Regions from separate parts of the Homo sapiens genome. Here region 2 is linked to region 1. Evidence: chromatin loops called from intact Hi-C (ENCODE). Cell type or tissue: Caco-2. All regions are shown on one strand. Links, peaks and the distances in the headings refer to the core of each region. The heading gives the core; the rest is flanking DNA.

What was found. A loop is a pair of places that touch in the nucleus more often than their neighbours do. Peaks named below come from ENCODE experiments on the same cell type or tissue, not always from the same donor. Only the 100,000 strongest peaks of a DNase experiment are listed, where the experiment ranks them.
Region 2: it touches region 1 in a loop (4-fold over the local background); 2 of 110 quality-filtered maps call a loop at or near these places.

The regions. Positions count from the first base shown.
Region 1 is chr13:98,267,534-98,279,057 of GRCh38, reverse strand. All of the region lies in intron 2 of FARP1 (FERM, ARH/RhoGEF and pleckstrin domain protein 1), which reads right to left. Among named protein-coding and RNA genes, the nearest start is that of MIR3170, 65 kb to the right of the region's middle. In Caco-2, for the core only: no CTCF peak of the experiment used is centred there; DNase peaks (open chromatin) are centred at 5,707 and 6,317.
Region 2 is chr13:98,321,972-98,333,495 of GRCh38, reverse strand. All of the region lies in intron 2 of FARP1 (FERM, ARH/RhoGEF and pleckstrin domain protein 1), which reads right to left. LOC105370327 (a long non-coding RNA gene) reads right to left here and starts at 5,290. Exons shown (of 3, transcript XR_931667.3): 1 at 5,172-5,290; 2 at 4,689-4,960; 3 at 258-725. In Caco-2, for the core only: no CTCF peak of the experiment used is centred there; a DNase peak (open chromatin) is centred at 5,365.

The DNA of each region.
Region 1 (11,524 bases), core at 2,164-10,163:
CAAGACCATCCTGGCCAACACAGTGAAACCCCATTTCTACTAAAAATACAAAAAAAAAAAAAAAATTAGCAGGGCGTGGTGGCAGGTGCCTGTAGTCCCAGCTACTCAGGAGGCTGAGGCAGGAGAATGGCATGAACCCGGGAGGCGGAGGTTGCAGTGAGCCGAGATCGCACCACTGCACTCCAGCCTGGGCAACAGAGGGAGACTCTGTCTCAAAATAAATAAATAAATAAATAACATTAAAATGATAAGAAAAACAATGCAGCCTCGTCACAGCAGGTATCAAAACACCTTCATAAGTGTTCATAATTAATATTAATAAATTTATGACATAGTCCATGAAACCACAAGGTAGAAATGTAGAAGTGAAGAAGTGAAAAATCTACCATTTTCCCAGCTAGCAGGTCTTATGGGTCTTTACACAGGTTTACTGATGAGTAGTGGTTATTATGCCAATCAATATACACTCCGAACCAGAAAACGAAGGATGTTCTCCAGGGAGGACACAGACAACACTCAGACACAGCTCTGGATCTCAACCCTGTTTGCACATTAGGGTCATCTGGTGAGTTACACAACACACTCACTCACACACTTGCAACACTGTCTCACACACATTCTCACACATATACACAATGCTCACACAAGCACACTCACACACATATGCAACGTGCACACAAACACGCACTTAAACACAATATACTCTCGCATTCACACTCACACACATATACACACACTTGCAGTATACTCTCACACACACACACATACATACACACATTCACAAAATATACACATACACACACAACACACACATACAACATGTTCTCACACATACACTCACACACAACACAAAGACACACAGAACATACACACACACACACACACTCACTCACTCATACACACACCCTGGATATTAAAGTCTCACTGTGGACCGGTAGAAGAAAACACAGCTCTTTTGAATAGTCACAGTAATACTTCCCCTTAAGCTCCATTTAAAACAATAGCTTGTTAAATAACAGATCACCAGATTTTGACCATTTAAAACAATAGCTTGTTAAATAACAGATCACCAGATTTTGACCATTTAAAACAATAGCTTGTTAAATAACAGATCACCAGATTTTGACCCTCGCTGCACAATAGAATCACCTGGAAAGCTTTTCAGAAATAACAATGCCTAGGCCCCCGCCCAACCAATTGAATCAGAATTTCTGGGGGGTGGAAGTTGAGCATCCATGTTTTCCAAGAGATTTCTAGATGATTCTAATAGGCAGCTGGCATGAAGAACCAGTGCTCTCAATGAACTGAATACCATGTTTCTTGAGAACCTGAAACAGGCGCCGCATGCATAAAACAAGCCCAGGGAACTGAGACTCACTCGGCTGACTCTAAACAGTGCTCTGCCACTAGCACAGGACTCCACCCTCAAGGTGGCGTCCCCGAAGGTCTCCCAGAAGGCCTCACCCCTTTCCCAGCGCCACCACCCATACCTCCTCAGAGGAAGTCTCAGCACTGAAAAACGGCTTGTTGAATAAGCAGAACCAATTATGTGGACATGGATCATCTCTTTGTAGATGTTAATTAATATATTTCTTTCTAAAGCCAGGCATGGTATAAAACCAGCACTTTGGGAGGCTGAGGCAGGAGGATCACCTAAGGCCAGGAGTTCAAGACCAACCTGGGCAACAAAGCAAGATCCTGTTTCTACAGAAAATATATAAATAAATAAAAATAAAAATTAGCCAGGCAAGGTGGTGTGTGTCTGCAGTCCCAGCTACACGCGAGGCCATGGCCAGAGGACCACTTGAGCCCAGGAGTTCAAAGTTACAGTGAGCTATGACCACACATGCCACTGCACTCCAGCCTGGGTGACAGAGCCACTCCCTGCTTCTAATATATACATATGGGGTGTGTGTGTGTGTGTGTGTGTGTGTGTGTGTGTGTGTGTATTTTTCTAGAGCAGATCCAAGAGCTCAGACATGTTCTGGGATCATATTCTGATTTGATCTAACAAACATTTTGAACAAAACGAATACTTGTGTTTGAAATGTTGACATTTTCATATCAATCACCTTTTGCAATCAAAACAAAATATCAAGCAATCTTTAAGAACAGAATAGCAAATAATCCTGTATATGAACAGCTATTGTGGTCTTCCCCTTTTTACCTTCCTCCCACCCCACCCATGCCCCCTTGCTGGGTCACACACCCAGTGTGGGTGGCAGGGGTGGAGGACTCCTCGCATTGCCTGTGAGAGGTATCATTCTGGTCTTGGGGAAAGCAATGGATATTCTACATCCTATGCAATTATATTATGGTTCATTTATTCTTCCTAGGAACCTAACTTCTATTTAAACCATCGCACTCTGATGGGAAAATTCCATCTTTGGAACTTTTGAATACCAAGAAGATGACTTACTTTGGTTCTTTTGTAAACAAAATCCAAACGTAAAAACAATATAATAATAAAGATGCTTTTAAGCAAGAAAAAAAGTTATCCACATCCCCTCTACCCTAACCCAATTATTTTTACATTTGTTTAGCTCCTCTCTTTTGTCTGTACCAGTACAAAATCATCACATAGCTTTTGTAATCAAGTCTTACCTATAATCTTGTGTTTTGCTTTTTTTCAACTGTTATGCCATAATATTATGAATCAACAACTCCATAAACAGGGCAGAGTAGACCATATTGCCCAAAAGGGAATTCTTGCTCTGTCTCATTGGTTATATATAAATCCTAAACCCCAGGCAAAATTAGCAGGCTCTGGTGCTTCTAAATATCTTTTTCAGAGACTCTACAACACTCAATAATTGAGAAATGGGTCTTGTTCTTAGCATCTTGCTTCCTCATTTCATCAATTACATCAATAGAGGGAAGGCTAGCCTTCAGCTATGCTTAATTCCTCTGGGGACAGGCCATGAGCCCTCAGGGATAGCCAGGCCAGCCATCCTGTGAGCCTCTCAGAATGAACATGCAGAGATGTCAACATGAAACAAGGCAGAATTCCATCTGCCTGTATGCCTCAGAAAAAGGAAGAAGGGATTTCCATGATCACTTAGGACTTTCCATAATGACATCCATCATACCCCCGCCGACCTTTGTCAGTTTCACACACAGATCATAATTTTTCCAGTCTTAATGAAAACACTTCAAAAATGCATTAAGAAATCAATGCATGAAAAGAATATTTTATGATTCTCAACTATGTTTAAATGTTACACAAATCATGCTGCTGCCAGCCCAGAAAGTGACCAGGAGGTCACAAGTCAACCATTAATCAGTAAAGGTTTATTCTCTTCTCATGCCTGAAATTGCTTAGCCACCAATGTCAACCACTCACCAGGAAAGTGGGACATTTTATATACTAACTAATTGTCACAATCGTTCAGCTCAGTCTTTCAGAGATGCAAAAAAAAAAAAAAAAAAGAGAGAAAGAGAAAAGAAGTGGGGGGACCATTTCCTTTCAAACTCTAACAATGTTAGGAATTACTCTATTCTGCCAATCTCCTCCCTAGAAGCTTGTCAGATTTTGCCTTTAGGAAAACACAATTAAACCTATTAAAAATTCATAAAATATTTTAAAATATTTACCAAATCATTACCTAACTTCAACAATCATCAACTCATGGCCAATCCTGTTTCACCTACATATATATATATGAATATATATAAAAATATATAAATATTATCTCTCTCTCTCTCTCTCTCTCTCTCTCTCCTTACCCACATTCACTGCCACCTATTCTATGTGGAAGCAAATCTCTGACATCATGTATTCCATGCATAAATAGCTCAGTGTGTCAAATCTACTTTTGAAAAGGAATCTGAATTCATCTGTTCGTGTTTACGATATTCTGTAACATTAGAGTTTAAGTTAAGGCATTAACTTATTACAGAATCACATACAGAAAACCAAAGTGAAATCACAGCCTCAGACCTCTCACAGATATCATGTTACTTTCAAAAGATATCTGTCAGATAAATGCAGTCCTGTATCACAAGATAATTCACTGACTCACTCAAGGATGGCAAGATGAATACAGTATTGCATGGCTGAAGAACACTTTTTAATACAATCATATTACTTTAGGAACAAACAGATAGTGTTATAGCCAAGCATCTATTATCTGACCTAAATTAAAACCTTGAGAATAAAGTGATCTGATCTGAATACAAAATTTACCTGATGTCCAGATAAAACCCTAACATATTAAAGGAGGTTTTCACTTACTTGAAGGATACTGGTACCAGCTTTTAATATGTGAGATTTTTGATGGTCACCAACTTGGGAGCTGGTTAGTAATCGTTTACTAGTGTTTTATGTTTAGACTGAAATCCTCTCAATGGGACCATCCGGTCACTTTGATTTTAGGAAGTCTGCTGGGGAGGATTTCAGAAAGTAAATTATTAGGTTGGAGCAAAAGTAATTGCAGTTTTTTCCATTAAAAGGCTGCTGTTTATCTCATTGTTTACTTTTAGGGGAGGAGTTTGCCTAAAAGCTCAGGTTTCAAACTTTCAATCCCTGATTTTTGCTGTGTTAAAAAAAAAACTATTATCGTAGAAATATTAGGTTGGTGCAAAAGTAATTGCAGTTGTTGCCATTAATCAATGAAATAAACGGCAACCTTCCTTCCTCCCTCAGTCTCTTCTGCCCCAGGGAAATCTGAACTCAGTAAGGAGCCTGTGAAACTCAGCATTTCAGACAAAGAGAAACCGGAGGAGCCCCACGCTGCCCCGCGCTGCCTTTTCTAAACCAAGCATGGCCCTGTGCGCCAACAAAGCCTCCAGGGAATCTCTCTGTATAACCTGGGGATATCTCGTGCTCTTCTTGATCATTTTTCAAATCTTTTCACTTTTTTCCTCTAACAATCACACAGACAAAATAACCAGGCCTACAGGTACATCTGAATAGGGACAAAGTATGACGAGAAAAGCAATCCTAGATTAAAAAAGCAATCTCTGTATGCTGGTGGAGAGGGTGGTTGCCCTGAAAAGTCTGTCCCCTCAGAAGCAACCACAGTCAACAGCCAGACCTAGCAAACTCCATTTCTTCCTCCCTACCCAGGTCAAACCATGGTGTTGTCATTTTTAAACAAAAACTGATTATAAGTGGCTAAGTCTGTCATTGACCGCCATCATTCTCACACTTCCTTTTGTGGGGGAAAGAAGATGAGCTTTGTTATGAGGCAAACCTAGGTTCAAATCCCTGCTCTGCTGGGCCCGCTACTGTGTGACCTTGAACTTCTTGGAGGTCTCCCTGGAGGCCCTCACAGAGCTTAGTTCATTGTGGGCTCTGACCTTCTATTTCTCTACACACAAAATAGCATTTGCTGCTTCACACGAGCTATGTTATCAACAGAATATGATTTTCATCACTGTTACTTCAACAAACGCTTACTGAATGCCCACTGTGCCAGATGCTTCCGTGGACAAGAAGTTAGAGAGATGAGGCCCCAGGCCTTGCACAGCTCATTTCAGTGTAAACTAAAAAGAAATTCCTAAGCCCTCCACCAACTGAACAAACGCCTCTTGGCTAACGGGACCTCAGAAGAACCTTAAGAACTGAATTCCTGGCCAGGATGGGAAGGGAGGTTAGACATACCTCGTTACATCCCCTCCCTTTTGGAGTTTAGGCACAACTGACCAGCATTAATGTTAAACTAGAGATCATAAGATTCGCAAAACAGACTCTTTGTGACAGCAAGACATCAAAGGACCTAAGGCCAAACAGACAAGGATTAAGTCCCACATCCCTACAGGTGACTCTGACCCAGTATCTTGGTTAACAGACGTCCTTATCTTAAACATTCCTTTCTGCTGACTCCACATTTTTAGACAAAGCTTTACTCTTTTAACCAATGACACATTGAAGAATCTCTGAATCCACCTATAAGCCCCTGCCTCAAGATATCCCACCTTTTCAGGGCAAACCAACGCATACTAACCTTGTATTGATTCATGTCTTCACCTGCACTCCTGTCTCCCTGAAATATACAAAACCAAACTGTAACCCAACCACCTTGGGCGCACTTTCTCAGGACCTCTTCAGACTACGTTTCCCAGTCTCTCATACTCGCTCAGAATATACCTCTTTAGAATATTTTATGGAGTCTGGTTTTTCCATTAACACAAGTGTGGCCAGGGCCCTTCTAGCTTTTGACAAAATTGAACATACTTGTTTTGGGTGCCCATTAAGAGTTCAGAATAGTTCAGCCAGTGTCTTCTTTCTGCCCCATGGCCCCACTCTGAGCCCAATCCTTATAATCCTCACTAATCATCTCTGAAATGTGAGCTGATAGGAGCTCAAGCCAGGGTAGCAACCATGGCAACCAGCCCTCCTGACAGAAGACATCACTAATCTCTGACACCCCCTTTGATCCTCAATTCAAACTCCCAATCTTTCAGGACAAGATACTCCAGGCAGCCACTACCAACTGATTTTAGAGCTGGCAAAACTGCAACCAAACAAGTGACATTTTCCCCACATATCTGCACGTTAATATTGAGCCCCTAGTGACTTAAACAGAAGGATCCCTTAAGCTCCTAAACACAAAGGACAAGGAAGTCAGAGGGAAAACAGAAGGGTATGCATTTCACGAACGGGTTCCCAAATTAAAATTTCCTCCTTATCTTTTACTGAAGATTATTCTCTATCATAATGACTGTTGGGCTTTCCATTAGCGTGCAAAAGGGCTATTTTGAGGTACTTAAAAAATATGTATTTTGGCCAGGAGAGGTGGCTCACACCTGTAATCCCAGCACTTTGGGAGGGTGAGGTGGGCGGATCACCTGAGCTCAGGAGTTCAAGGCAAGCCTGGCCAACATGGTGAAACTCCATCTCTACTAAAAATACAAAAACTAGACTGGCGTGGTGGGAGGCGCCTATAATCCCAGGTACTTGGGAGGCTGAGGCAGGAGAATCACTTGAACCCAGGAGGTACAGGTTGCAGTGAGCCAAGATCGCACCACTGCACTCTAGCCTGGGAGACAGAGCGAGACTACACCTCAAAAAGAAAAAGAAAAAAAAATGTATTTTGAGACAGTATGGCGATTCCTCAAGGATCTAGAACTAGAAATACCATTTGACCCAGCAATTCCATTACTGGGTATAAACCCAAAGGATTATAAATCATTCTATGATAAGGAAGCATGCACACGTACATTTATTGCAGCACTATTTACAATAGCAAAGATTTGGAAGCAACCCAAATCAGTGATATACTGATATACAGTCTATCAAATCAGTGATAGATTAGATAAAGAAAATGTGGCACATATACACCATAAATACTATGCAGCCTTAAAAGAGAATGAGTTCATGCCCTTTGCAGGGACATGGATGAAGCTGGAAACCATCATTCTCAGCAAACTAACACAGGAACAGAAAACCAAACACCACACGTTCTCACTCATAAGTGGGAGCTGAACAATGAGAACACATGGACCCAGGGAGGGGAATATCACATACTGGGGCCTGTCGAGGGGTGGGGAGAAAGGGCAGGGACAGCATTAGGACAAATACCTAATGCATGTGGGGCTTAAAACCTAGATGACGGGTTGATGGGTGCAGCAAACCACCATGGCACATGTATACCTATGTAACAAACCTGCACGTTCTACACATGTATCCCAGAACTTAAAGTAAAATTTAAAAATATATATATGTATACTTGTCAGTACTGTCAATGTAAGAGGAGATAAGACTCACCACCGTTAAGAGGAGCATTTAGCAAATGACGCCAAGTGGGTCCTTGGAAAAAAGTCGTCACCGTGTGCTGGTTTGTAGATGTGTTCTCTCTTCCAAACTCTAGATTTCATTAGGGCAGATTCTCGGCCTAATTTGTTGAGTTGTTTCTCAACAACTAGCGTAGTGTCTAAGCCAGAGCAGACTCTCAGGTGTTTATGAATGAAGGAAACAGTTCTTTCATTTCCTTGAATAATCCTAAGTAGGCTGCTTTCAGCTCTTCTGTCATCCTGACTTGGGAAATTATTGAGACATCAGCAAAATGTATAATCGTCTTCATGAAAAGAGAGCTCACACAACTGCAATTCGCCTCGTCTTACATCATGATTTCTGATTCAGAGGACAGCAATGTAAAACCGTGAAGAAACGATGGCTCAGAGGGTGGCATCTAGACTCGTACCCTGGCCTGCCCTCGGGGCCCCTGCTCTCTGCAGTATACCACACCATCTCTGTACACTGCCTTGCGTGAATGTTCCATTTAGAAGAGAAGAGAGAAAAGAAAAAAATTAAAAGATATACATGCTTAGTTTCCCAATTTCTAAGTTGTCCCAATTCTCAGGCTAAGAAATCTGTTCTCATGACATAAAGTTAGCCATGTGCAGGATGAGTTAACTGATCTAGATCATGAAAATATTCACCATCCTGCATTGCTCCTCAACAAGTTTCAGTCAGGCTATCATGAAGCTGGTATCTGCAAACTCATCGGTTTCCTGCACACAGAGGAACTCTCAAGGTGCCAGGAGCTACCTCATTTCTAGGAAGGGAGCTGCGTCCTCAGGATGAGCATTCAACAAAATGAATTCTCCCAAGGAAGATACGCTGAGGCATTGTAAGTCATGAATAGTTTAAAAACCAGGACCCTACAATGCCCATGTCCACATTTAAAACCAGATGTGCAATCTTACATGTTCATATAAAGAATTTAGAGCACCGAGAGCTCTTGGAAAATAAGCACAAAACCCTTTTGACGGATATACTACTTGTATATTACTGAGGATGTGTGAACAGCTCAATCTTCATTCAACTGTCATAGAGACCAAGGATGGACCTTGACCAAATGAGAAGGGATGGGCTTAACACATGTTCTTCTATGGTCAAATGTGCAAGAAAGCACCACTGGAAAATCACCTAAATTTACCCAAGAAAAACAATTTTCTTGGTATTCAAGATAAACATAAAGCCAATTTTATGTACTGCATTTCTCCTTCTATAAAATTACCTATTCTCAAAAGCCTTTCAGTTAGATTCAGTGATCTCAGCTCACTGCAACCTCCGCCTCTCAGGTTCAAGTGATTCTCTGGCCTCAGCCTCCCAAGTAGTTGGGACTACAGGCGTGCACTACCAAGCCCGGCTAATTTTGTATTTTTAGTAGAGACATGTTGCTCAGGCCCGTCTCAAACTCCTGAACTCAAAGTGATCCACCCACCTCGGCCTTCCAAAGTGCTGGAATTACAGGCGTGAGCCACTGGGCCCAGCCCATGGTAAGTCTTAAATAAATAACAACTGAATTTTATTCTTACCTGAACCAACATCTTCGCTGACACCCCCCGACCACTCACTCAGGCAATATAGTCCCAGTAGTTAAGAAAAATAGTAACAAATTAAATTTTCTCTTCCCCAACCCCTTCCTTGACAAACAACAAGGTCAAGAATGAGCAGTCACTGAAAGCTAAATATTATGTTGACCCAAGAGTGGGACAAGGTTCAGTGTTTCTGGGCCTGACAGGCCCCTCATGAGCCTCATGTCCTCATTTGCCAAAAGCAAATAGAAATATCTGCCCCATCAATTTCATAGGGCTGCTGTGGATGAGTCTGTTGAGATGCCAAATGGCTTAGAACACAGTACACGAATGTAAGCACTAGTAACTAGAATCATCTTGGCGGGGAGGGCCTCAAAATCTGAACTTAATGAACAGAAATGACCACTCAATTCAAGCTCATTTTCCTGCTAAAAGAATCCATGAAGATTTTGTTTATACTTAAGTTATCCACTTAACTACTTTTATCCTTTTTCACAGATAATGAAAGAGCATCAAAAAGCAGCTCATGACATTCACCTAGAAAGATCACCATTAGAACTGCAGGGAGATATATTTAGATGAGGTTGACTGACTGAGGGAAGGTAGGGTAGAAACAAGCATATCAAGGGTCAGGGCAGTTCATTTTACCATAATTTTAATATTAAAACAAAGCCAGTAAATTACCAATATTTATTAAATACTATAGCTGCACAATAAAGCCATCCACAGAGTCCCTTAACTCAGCTACCAGAAGGGAGAGGCTGGGCATGATGGCTCATGCCTGTAATCCCAGAACTTTGGGAGGCCAAGGCAGGAGTATCCCTTGAGCCCAGGAGTTCAAGACCAGCCTGGGGAATATGGCGAAACCTCGTTTCTACAAATAAAAATAAAAATAAAAAAATAAAAATAAATAAAAATTAGCCGAGCGTGGTGGCACATACCTGTAGTCTCAGCTACTTGGGAAGCTGTATACACACACACACACACACACACACACACACACACACACACAAAGAAGGGAAAGGCCAGATGCAGTAGCTCACACCTGTAATCCCAGCACTTTGGCAAGCCAAGGCAAGAGGATCACTTGAGGTCAGAAGTTCGAGACCATCCTGGCCAACATGATGAAACCCTGTCTCTACTAAAAATACAAAAATTAGCCGGGCGTGTTGGTGGGCGCCTGTAATCCCAGGTACTCAGGAGGCTGACGCAGGAGAATCATTTGAACCCAGGAGGTGGAGGTTGCAGTGAGCTGAGATCGCGCCACTGCACTCCAGCCTGGGTGACAGAGCGAGACTCCATCTCAAAAAATAAAAGAGAAGGGAGAAACAGAATCTTTAGTCAGCGTAGATGTGCTTTGGGGAGTGGGAAGAGGTTTCTGCTGGCCAGTATCTCTTCCTGCTGACCCAACCCCATGGCCTTATCTTCAGCTGAATCCTCCATACATGCAAACCTATTTATTCCAGGCAACGGCAACCTTTTTCTGCAAAGGGCCAGACAGCACAAATTTCAGCTTTGTGGTCCACTTGGTCTTGACTCTGCTGCTGTGGCACAAGAGCCCCCACAGGCAACCCCAAAACAAATGGGCAGGACTTTAGTCAATAAAATTTCATCTCTGGACACTGAAATGTGAATTTCATGTCATTTTCACATGTCCCCAAAATAGCCTTCTTTTTCCATCTTCAACCAGTTAAAAATGTAAATGGATACAGAGTTTCCGTTCTGCAGCGTGAAAAAGTTCTGGAGGTCGAACAATGTGCCTGTATGTAATGCTGCCCAACTGAGCCCTTGCAAATGGTGAAGATGATAAATTGTATGTTATGTGTACTCTACCACAATTTTAGAAGATTTTTTTAAGTATCCGTGTCTGGCCTTGAAGCTGTAGCTTTGCTGCCCCTGAGGGAGCCCCACCTTCCAATTTCATTTTGAAACAGGATATGAGGTGTACTGCAGGTTAACCAAAAGTGAGTAGACAGCAGTCAGACATCACTGGACAAGGCCCAGGATCAGAGGCCCCAGGAACCCAGCACGTCCTGCAGTCCTCGGTGGGAAGGCAAAGGCCTGAGGTCCGCGGCTGCGCCTGCAGGGTGAGGGGACATACACTGTCTGGATTCCCGTCGTGTTTCTGTTGACCTTGCCTGAAGGCTTCTGAACTGTGAGGCACATCCCTTCAGCTTGTGTGGACCTACGGGGCTGGAACATTTTCCAATAAGGATATAGAAACTGGATTTGAGAAGGATCCACGGGCCTCATCAGC
Region 2 (11,524 bases), core at 2,271-10,270, 54 kb before region 1:
CTGCAAAGATAGATTTTGTGTGTGTGTGTGTGTGTGTGTGTGTGTGTGTGTGTGTGTGTACATGTGGGGGATTTCTACTGCTTTCTTGCAAACCTGGTATGAAGCAAGCAACAGAAACAAAAACATTTAGGGGAGAATCCAGCTCTTCATAGTGCTAGGTTTGTCATCTCCTGATCTTGAGTAATTCATTATCTTTTCACCCTTTTAGAAGTAGATGAATAAAAAATTCTAAAATTTATCTAAATTAAAAAATCATCTTGACAGCTTGATACTTTAATATCTATTAGGCAGAGAATAAAATATCACACAAAAACTGAACAAGGCAAGTATAAACCAGATGACGACTGCTTGTAGAAAGTAGGACACCACTTCCAGCAAGAGCAAAAGATGTGTCTTTTTCCTCATGTCTAGTAAGATTGGCACTTTTCTCCTTGGGCTCAGTGGTCTAATGAAGTCATGAAAGTGCATTCAGCCCACTGAACCTGAATCTTTAGAAAACACACCTGGTATCATATACTAATACTTGGCTTCCAAAACTATTATTCCAAAGGAAGGCGGAAAGTAGAAATTGTGTTGAACTTAGTCCCGTGACTCAGCAGAAAGGTGAAGACTTTGTAAAACAAAGCCACCAATGACACCTGTGGTTCCCATTGTCATCTTCCATCATATGCAGGCGAAGTTCTTCAACCTTGTCTCTGAAGCACAGCTTTTCCCCAAGAACCGATCTTAACGTGAATGAAAAATTATTCTGTTTACAGACACTTTCTACAGAAACTACTTTTTTAACATTTTTTTCAAATAGTCAGTTGGGAGAATGGGAAGATTTTCTTACCCCTTAGAAGGAGACTTTAATGTTTTTATGCAAAAGGCTTTTAAACTGAAAATCCATGCATCAAACTGAAGTATGAAAACACAGCTTTCCGGATCCTTTAAGAATTCTTAGCTCTTTAGTTTCCAGAAAACTTCCCAAACATTTTTACTTTTCATTCTTTTTTTAAAATGTACTTTTCAGGTTTAATATTCTGTTAACCACGGGAGTGAGTGGGGGTGGGGGTGAGCTTCAGCTCCAGCTTTGTGTTCTGCAAAGAGGTCAGAGTTCTAACCAGATACTTGGTATTTATTCTCCTTTGAAAAGCTGGAAAGCTCAGATTAATATGGAAAAGAACTTTACAAACAGGTATATAACAAAAGTACAATCATATCCAACAGACACAGAAAGGAGAATGGTGGTTGTAGGGCTGGGGGTGGAGGAAGGGGAGAGGGGAGTGGGGAGTTAGTGTTTAATGGGGACAGAGTTTCAGTTTGGGAAGATGAAAAAGTTCTGGAGACATGGGGATGGCTGAGCAACAACATAAACATACTTAATACCACTGAACTGTACACTTAGAATGGTTAAAATGGTAAAGTTATGTTACGTATATTTTACCACAATTAAAAAATGGGGAAAAAAGCATATCCGAAAATACTGACAATCTACAAAATGGACTGGTAAACTGGGTGGGTGTGGGGAGGGTAGAAAAAGTCAAGCACTATAAAAAGTATTTTCATTATAAAGATGGAAGGAAAACTAACTTTGATGTCATTTTCAACAGATGAAGCTATTACTATTAGGCGCAAAACTGTGGGAGATATTTGGGAACAGCATAGAATAGGGGAAGGCAGGGGTTCTAGGCTCATCACGTCAACACTTTGAAGCTGGCTTGCCACTTACTAGCTGTGGGGCTCAGGCAGGTCTCCTGGCCTGCCTGGACACTGGCTTTCCCATCTGAACAATGGAATGATGACGTCCGATAAAGGAGTGGTTGTGAGAGTTAAATGAAGGAAATATACATAAAGTGCTAAGCACCAGTGCCATCATCCAGCAGGGATTCAAGAAGTCAGTTACCCACCTTGCTTCATTTTTAGTTGAAATATGTTGTGTTATTTTCAACGTTTGGTAGCTATGAAAATTCCACCTTCAGTATTTTTAAACCTCACCGTACTTTAATCACTATAAAATAAAACTTAAACTTCCCCTCATATTTCACTATCTTCTGATGAGCAGCTGGGGAATGAGACACTGACTAGAAGAGGAAAAAGGTGGGAAATGGGGTCTCTATGATCCACAAATGAGGAAACGACTAAGAAACAAAAAATGATATGGGTTCACTACGGATGGCAGTCTCTTCCCACTGAAAGCTTGCTAGAGTAGGACAAAATACGAACACATAGATTCTCGATTTAGGAAAAAGAAACTTACAAATAAGCATATAACAAAAGTATACATAAAGCATATCCAACAATGCTGACAGTCTAGAAGGACTAAAAGATTATGAATTACTAAGCACATTTTTTAAAAATATGAGTATCAGACAACCAGTTTCCTTAGGTGTTAATAAACCACAGTTCTGGGAAATAAGATGCTTCTGCTTTGTTTACAACACAGATTCTGTAAGCTCCGTCAAATGCAATAGAAAGGGATGCTGATCGATGGCCAGGATTTAATTAAAGAACTAATTCCAACTGATGATAGCAGTGATTCCAAGGGCACTCTGGAAATGAGGCTTGCCTGAAAACTTCTAAGCACTCATGTCCTCTGGCCCCAAACCTAGAGAGCCTCACATGCCTAAATGTTCCTGCAATGACTCTACTGCACATACACACTCATACATCTGTGGACACTCATGACACTCAGGAACTGGGATACCACGCAGCTTAATGACATTCTTTACCTTCTGTGAGTACCTTAATTTTTTTTTTTTGAGATGGAGTCTCACTCTGTTGCCCAAGCTGGAGTGCAGTGGCGTGATCTTGGCGCACTGCAACCTCCGCCTCCCAGGTTCAAGTGATTCTCCTGCCTCAGCCTCTCGAGTAGCTGGGATTACAGGCGCCTGCCACCACGCCCAGCTAATTTTTGTATTCTTAGTAGAGACGGGGTTTCACCATGTTGGTCAGGCTGGTCTCGAACTCCTGACTTCAGGTGATCCACCTGCCTCGGCCTCCCAAAGTGCTGGGAGTGAGCCACCATGCCCGGTAGATGAAATATTTTTTCTGACAATTTCCTTGAATTTCTCTGCCTGCATTTAACCTCTGTCACTTATGATTACTATCTGACTTATCACATAAACAATTTCCAAATAGCTTCTCAAGTCAGCTTTATCAGAAACAATCATCTTCTACTTTAAATCAGACATGTCACTCCCCTACTCAAAATGTTTTTCACTCAGAGTAAAGGCCACAGTCCTCACAATGGAAAAAAGGGTCCCCAGTGATCTGCCCCACCCCTGTCACCTACCTGAGCTCATATCCAAATGTCCTCCCTCTGGCTCACTCCTCTCCAGCCAGGCCAGCTGTTCTCTAGCACACGAGGCACACACCCACCTCCAGGCCTTTGCACAGGCTGGAACACTCTGTCCCCAGAAATCTTTGTGGCTAATTCCCTCACCTCTTTCTTCGCTTTGCTCACGTCAGGCTTTCAAAAGTGCCGACCCTGACTACCCTATTCAAAATTACAATTTGCCCCACACCTCCATCCCTGATTCTGCTCTATTTCTTTTTATTTTTCACTTTTACATACCACTTTCTACACACAAAAGACAACATCTTCTTCTAACGCTCCTTACACACTGCCGTCTTTCTCTGCTGGAAGGCACACTCCCTCAGGATATGGATCTTGTTTTGTTCACGAGAACAGCATGATGCATAGTAGATGCTCATAAAGATTTGCTGAATGAATAAAATAATTTTAAAACCATAATTCCCATGGAGAGACCATAATAATACAGTCTTTAACAAAAACAACTATAAGCTGGGGTCAAGAGTCTAAAGCCAACTAGGGAAAATATATATATATTTGAGACAGAGTCTTGCTCTGTTGCCCAGGATGGAGTGCAGTGGTACCATCTCGGCTCACTGCAACCTCTGCCTCCCAGGTCCAAGTGATTCTCCTGTCTCAACCTCCCAAGTAGCTGGGATTACAGGTGCACGCCAGCACGGTCGGCTAATTTTTGTATTTTTAGTAGAGATGGGGTTTCGCCATGTTGATCAGGCTGGTCTTGAACTCCTGACCTCAAGTGATCCATCCGCCTTGGCCTCCCAAAGTGCTGGGATTACAGGCGTGAGCCACCACACCTGGCCAAGAATATATTTTTTTATTTCAAGAAATTGTTGCTCAAAGAGATGCTGTCTGCAAAAAGCCATAAATGCTGACCATTAACAAAAGGCCAACTATATGAAAAAAGCTTAAAAGAAACAGAGAAAATAGAAGATGACATTCTTTCGATAGGGAAACATGTTAACTTCTACAACAATGCACAACAAAACTAGTCATGTGACGGTCACACAGGAAAAGAAATACCTAGGCGAAGTTTAAACTTGCAGAATGAACGTGTCACATCACAAGCTGTGATAGGCAGCGCAGCGTTTCTACAATACCCCGCAGGCGGCTTTTAAGAAAAAATTAAATATATGACTCCATCGATGTGTTGAGTTTTTCCAGATTCAGTGCTCTTGGAGTACAGGAGGCCCCTCCCTTATCGTCAGTCTTGCTTTCTCTGGTTTCAGTTACCCTTCGTCAATTTTAAATAGAAAATTTTAAATGGAAAATTTCAGAAATAATCCCTAAGTTTTGAATTTCCCGCTGTTCTGAGTAGTGAGGAAATCTCTCGCCGTCCTCTCTGTCCCACCCTGGACATAACTTCTCCCTTTACCCAGCAGATCCAGGCTGTCCGTGCTCAAGGGCCACCTCGGTGAGCAGATCAGCTTTCGAGATAAGCAGTGCTTGTGTTCAAGTCTCCCTGAATTTACTTCCTAATGGTCCCAAACAGTAGTGATGCTGGCAACTGGGGTATGTCAAAGCGAAGCCTTAGAGTGCTTCTTTTAAGTGAAAAGGCCAAAGGTTCTTGACTTAATGAGGAAAGAAAAAGAGTCATGTGCTGAGGTTGCTAAGATCTGCAGTAAGAATAATCTTCCGTCTGGGAAACTGTGAAGAAGGAAAAAGAAATTAATAATACTTTCGCCATCGCACCTCAAGCTGCAGAAGTTACAGCCACAGTGTGTGATAAGTGCTTAGTTAAGATGGAAAGGGCTTTATACTTGTTGAAGGCATGAACAAGAAGAAAGAAAAATAAAATCCTAAGGCTCTCAACCCACAGAACAGACCCTCCTCTTGGCCAAGGGGACCCCAGAGTAACCTTAAAGCTGGGTCTGTGGCTGTGAGGGGATGGGAGGTCTGATGAGCCTGGTTACACCCCCATCCTTGCTTGCTAAAGGCCACAGGCTTTCTTCCCTAAGGGCTGAACAAAAGCCAGTTCTTTCCAAAGATTCCACCTAGGACTTAACCAACAGACTGACACCACCCCTCCCTTTTGTGATGTCAATGAAACAACAAACCAGCATTCCACCAGCCTGTGGGGGCTGTGCAGTGAGGGCCTGCGTGTCCTCAGCTTCAGCTTAACACATTAGAGTCCAGAAAACTCTGCCCTTGGATCATGCTAACACTGCCATGTTTTGAACATGGGACCGTGAATCTCAATCGCGTGCGCATGGTTCTCGTTTCATGAATATTCATGACTCCCCCATAGCTTATTGAATATGCCTATTACCCACCCCATTCAGCATAAATTGTTGTCTTATTCTTCCCCTCTGAAGTGTCTGTTTCTGGCTTCTGACCAGAAGCTATGCTTCCTAGCCTGTCAGAATGCCCGCTTTGCAGGCTGCGACCCTTTATGAGAAACAAAAAGCTCCTTTCCAAATTTACAAACTGTCTCATCCTTCAGCTGACAACAGAAACGTGTCCAGAGTGACAGCAATCAGGTCTGGTACTATCCATGGCTTCAGGCATCCACTGGGGTCTTGGAATGTATCCCCCATGGACAAGAGGGAAAGACTTTATCAGAAACTTCAGTTCCCTTTAAACTGGCTCACCAGTTAACTTTGTTGCTCTCAATGTGATTGTTTTAAAATCTGGCCAAGAGAAGGAAGCCTGAGATTTAGCACATTCCATTGTTAACTCACACTGGTTTTGAGTTTTTTGCTCAGTTTAAGTCCCTTGTTATGAAGCCTTATCTTAAAGTAAACCATCCTAACAAGCACCGTTTTAATGATAATTCCCTTTTATGTAGGTATCATCACTGCAAAAGTTAGCTGTTTGAAAATTGAAGGCAAATGTAAGATATATACTAAGAAACATGGGTTTCGATGACACATTTTAAAAAAAATCCTGTGAAATTATAAACTAAATTTAGTGACATGGGCAGCCTACAGTGACCTAATACCAGCACTGACATAAAAGCCGTATTGGAAAACAGAGAGAGGTTTCTGAAAAAGCAATGCAAGCAATAAGAGCCATCTTTAAAAACAAATATTTTTTAATACTTCTATGATTTGACAGCATTCGAAATGTGAATCTACAGTGGTGACCTACAGCAAAGAATTTACACAAATGAAAATGGAGTGTGTCTCCTTCCATAGAGAGTTAAGGTTATTCAGAGCGACAGTATTCTACCAATTGCGTGTACTCATTAAATGCATTTGGCCCACATTTATAAACAATAACATGAGTGCTCAAAACAAATCAAATTAAAATACCAAAGGACAATAAGCACATTTTTAAAACAGATCTGTCATCTGTCAAAAATTATACATGCCCTAAAAGAAGATGAGTTCAGAGGTTTGCCTAGGAATTGGACAGTTGAGACTCAATTCTAGCTGACACAGGCAGCAAAATGATCTAGTTTTAAAAGCTTAGATCTGCCTTCACCATCTAACTCCTCAACTACGTGAGATGACTTTAACATATTCTAAAGAATTATGCCAACAGAAAAGTTTATTGGAGCTGCATATCCTAGTGGGCACGTACCAGGTACTCTATTTTATAAAAACCACTGTGAAAATTACATATTGTTCTCTCCTCCTGAAAGGCATGATTAGTCCCAATTGTAGTGAATCAGGAGAGGAGATGCAGGAACCAGCACGTGTGGAAAAGAAATCAGGCAACAGATTCGCAGAAACAGAAAACAAAATGGTGCTTACCAGGGGCCAAGGGAGGGGGAAATGGGAAGTTGTTGAGTGGGAATAGGGTTTCAGATTGCAGGATGAAAAAGTTCTGGACCTCTGTTTCACAGCAATGTGAAAATACGAAAAGCTACTGAACTGTATGCTTAAAAACGATGAAGGTGGTAAATTTTATGTAGGTGGGTTTTTTTAACTAAAACAAGAAAAGAAAGCATTAAGGCTAAATCTCCAAGTCTGAGCCTGTGAAAAAGAATGTTTCCAGAACGATATTATAGGCCAGGCTGGTTTATTAATTGCTTGGAAGACAAACACAAAAGCAGAAACAAAACACTATAGACAGGCAACACACCTGCAACTGATTGTCCTTTTGCATATGTTTATTCATTACCAAGCAGACGAAGCCATTTGTGTCTTTATGTTTGATTTTCATTCATTTTTCAAAGCAGTCAGCTATTGAGGGATTGCCCAATAGAAAAATTTCAGAAGCATTTATTATATCATTAACAGCTCCATTTTCACTCAATGTCCCTCTAAGCCTGTCAGGGAGACCTATGAAGAGAAGCTATAAAACAAGCTTTGTTTTCTCTGCTAAAATGCCCTGTGGCTGTTGCGGAGTCTTGGGAACACAGTGCGGCTTTCAGGCCCTGGTTGTTTCAGGTTTTGTTTTGTTTTAAACAAGAGATATAACTCTCACCAGCATGCTGCATTTTACCAAATCCTCAGCCACAAAGACTTTCTTATGACAACTCCATGCAGATCAAACTGGACAAGCTACAAATATTATGACAAATATTCTTGAGGAAACCTGAGTATGTGTTGGAGAAGTATGTGCCTCTCTGATTTCTCAATGCCTTCTGTCACGGCTGTGTAATCTAGAATTTAGGAACCTGATTCTGGGTTCCAGTACAAGGTAGATTAGCAAGACAGGGAAGATCAGCATTTCTCCTGGATTTCAGTTTGTAACTCTCAACCCAGACATTACCATTGGTTCACCAGTGAAGAACTGGAACAGTGCTGGTGAGATGGTTTACTCCTTAAATCATCAGCCTAACCTAAATTTAATCAGCAAGCTGGGGCGTCAGGTGGGAGCCTTCACTTTCAGCAGTGTCGTACAGATGATAGAGTACCAGAAACAGAACATATGAGATAGAGAGCCGTGACAAAGACAAAAAAAGAAAAGGAAAACACAACAGTTTTATTAACCAAGTTAGTAATCACTTGAGTGTAAAGATGAATCCAATAATGTAAAAAATAGAAGCACTGTTTTCAATACTCATGGAAAGATAGGCTGTTGAAACATAGAAACAAAATAATTTCTTCTATTCCAACATCAAATGCATAAACCATATTTTTCAGGGTTTATTTCCACAAGTCTTCCTTACGGACTACTTACCAGTCAGTCTGGGAAGTCTTCATTATTATCCCATAGTTCATGACAGAGTGTTCTGAAGTGCTTCTACAGTATCTATTTCACATTCTCTATCCAATTTGGCCAAGAAATTTCAACTACTGTGTTAAGGCCTCAAAAAACAGAGCATTAAGGCATGGCCAACAAACAGAATCCCTCAATGCCCACCATAAATAATAGTTCGGAAGGCAGCCATGGGCCATGAAGGCCAATAGGTCAGAAGCCATAGGTCAGAAGGTCTTCGCTGTGTGGCTCAAGTCAGAAATGCAGCAGCCAAAGACCCCTGGAATGGGGGCTTCAGCTCATCAGGGCCTGATGCTTCCAAGAGTCTTTACTAGCACAAACGGGAAAGGGAAAAGGAGAGGAATTTGAAAAGAGAATGGTTGTGAAGGCAGAGGCTGCCAAGGACGCTCAGAAACACACACCAGGGGTAGGTGGTCAACACATTTTGATCACAGAAAATAGACCAGTGAGTACATCGCCTTTTTTTTCTGAAAATAGTAAACCATTTTTTTTCTTCTGAAGACATTAGAAAAAGAGCTAAGGGCATCCTTTCAAAAAGTAAACTCTTTCCAGAAAATATCAAATCATGATTCCAACACGCTCTTTAGACTGAACTGATGGATCATCAATTTCAGCTTCATAACAACTTGCAGACAGTTACGAATTAAATGTGAAAACACTGAATGCCAAGGTTACCCAATACAAAATAGATCTTACACAAAAAGCAGTGGGCGCAGCAGGAACCGTGTTTCGCTTTTCCATACTGCCAAAATACACAAGCTGGAGTAGACACGCCAAGATTTCCTCATGAAAATGAGGCTTCCTTCATGAAACACTGGGTGATAAAGGATGAGAGTAACTTGACCTTTGTTTTTCTTTCCAAGCCACAAATGAAAACACAAAGAAAATCAAGAGCCACCTGAAATTTAGAAAACATTTCACAGCCACCATTATACATAACTTCAATGTACGCATGAAATAAAGGACTATCTTAACTCTTTAATGAAACTTTACGAGGAAATTTTCCTAGTGCATTTAATATATTAATCAAGTAATAAAATCCTTCATGTGCAACTCCTCAGACATAGTTCAAGTTGTGATGAAACTCAAAATGTGTATTAGTTATAAATATAAAAATGACTAAATTCAATTCTGGTTCTTGAGTACTTAATTGCTCGGAAGTTAGCTTCCTCATATAGGCTTTAAAAAAATTGTTGACACTCAACAGGAAGACAAAATTATGGGGCTTGAATTCTGGAAAGGAAGAGACATTTTCCTCTAAAGGCTGAATAAAGTTAACTGCAAATAGTATGCAAGAATTGGAGATTTTTTTCTTATCAAGTAGCAAAATAAACTAGATATCTACTTTTTGTTTTTACAATCTGTCTTTCTGCTCTCCTTTAAAAGTAAAAAGTTAATGACCAGAGATGTGCCAATTAGAGAAACCTTAAAAGGTGGCCTTCAAGAATTTTCCTTTAAAATAGAAAAACTTGGAAGGAACAGAATACAAATAGATCAAAACAGGTATGTAATATTTTCATGTGTTAGGAGCAGGCTAAAAATATTTAACAGACATAAATTCAGTGTATTTATTATTGATCTTATAATAATAATGGAAGCCTCAAATGGAAAAAAAAAATACTTCTACTGTAAACAACCACATCTCCGAAGCCAGCAGGAAACTCATTAGAAAAAAAAAAAAAAGCCATGTGAATTTCTCATTACAGAGACCACTTGAACCATATTTTAAATAAAATCGAGTTGCCTTTCTGATTCCACTACCTGGGCACACCTGCTTAAATATATTAATGAAACTGTGGCAACAAATCTAAAATTTTATTATAAAATATGTGCATGACAACTGCTCCTAACTCACAACCAAAAAACCAACTCCCTTTTAAAAGTGTTAAAATAATATATTGATCATTTTAAGGATTGTAAGCAACAAATCCTTTCACCACGGATCATTAAACATGAGATAAATATCCCCATTTCTATAATGCATGTAATTTTAAGTAATGTTTAATGTTAGTAGCCACTATTACATCCTGCAATTGTGTAGTGCCAGCAACCATATATCTAATATTACTGTTTTTTCAAACATGAGCTTATTCACAACCATAAACTCTTCCTATTACGAATGCAAATATTTTCCTCCCTCTCCCATGACAAATAGCTATTCTGCCAAAAGGTCTGGAGAAACAAATTTCTAGGCAAATCATCTGTGTGTGGCTGACATGCATGTATGCGTGGTATATACGGTATGTGTGTGCCCGTGTTTTCAGTTGGTTGGGTTTCGGCTGCCTTTGTGCAAGATGGTTATTATAACCGTGAAATTTAAAATCTGAAATGCACAGTACCAGAAAGTCCTCGGCTGAGCTGTGATTCTTGGATAATTCCCGGGGAACAGCCTCTACTCAGTGCCTTCTTCCTATCACACAAGAGTTTTCCTTCTGTTTCCAATAAGGAGCATGTAAGCTCCGGGTCTTGGTCGCATGGCAGTCAGAACTGTACTCGGCTAAGGAGCACTGACGGCTAAGGAGCACTGACAAGTGAGAGGGATGATGGTGCAGCATGGTGGCTCTTGCAAGCAAGATGAACTGCAGTCCAAATCCCAGTGCTCCCAGAAGCATGTGGATTTGGGCTGGAGCTAGGCTGGTGTTCACCCTGGAAGTGGCATCATGTCACTAACAATCCTTCACATTGCCAGTATTTTTCCTGGAGTGCCTTTCAGGTGGTGCTGACTCTCTCCTAAGTCCTATGCCAGGCACATTTTTTTGTTTGTTTGTTTTTGAGACGGAGTTTCACTCTTGTCACCCAAGCTAGAGTGCAATGGTGCAATCTCCACTCACTGCAACCTCTGCCTCCCAGGTTCAAGTGATTCTCCTGTCTCAGCCTCCGGAGTAGCTGGGATTACAGGCACCTGCCACCATGACCCACTCATTTTTATATTTTTAGTAGAGACAGGGTTTCACCACATTGGCCAGGCTGGTCTCGAATTCCTGACCTCAGGTGATCCGCCAGCCTCGGCCTTCCAGAGTGCTGGGACTAAAGGCGTGAGCCACCGCTCCTGGCCCTGTGCTAGGTACTTTTCAATCAAACAATACCCATTTTAACCCT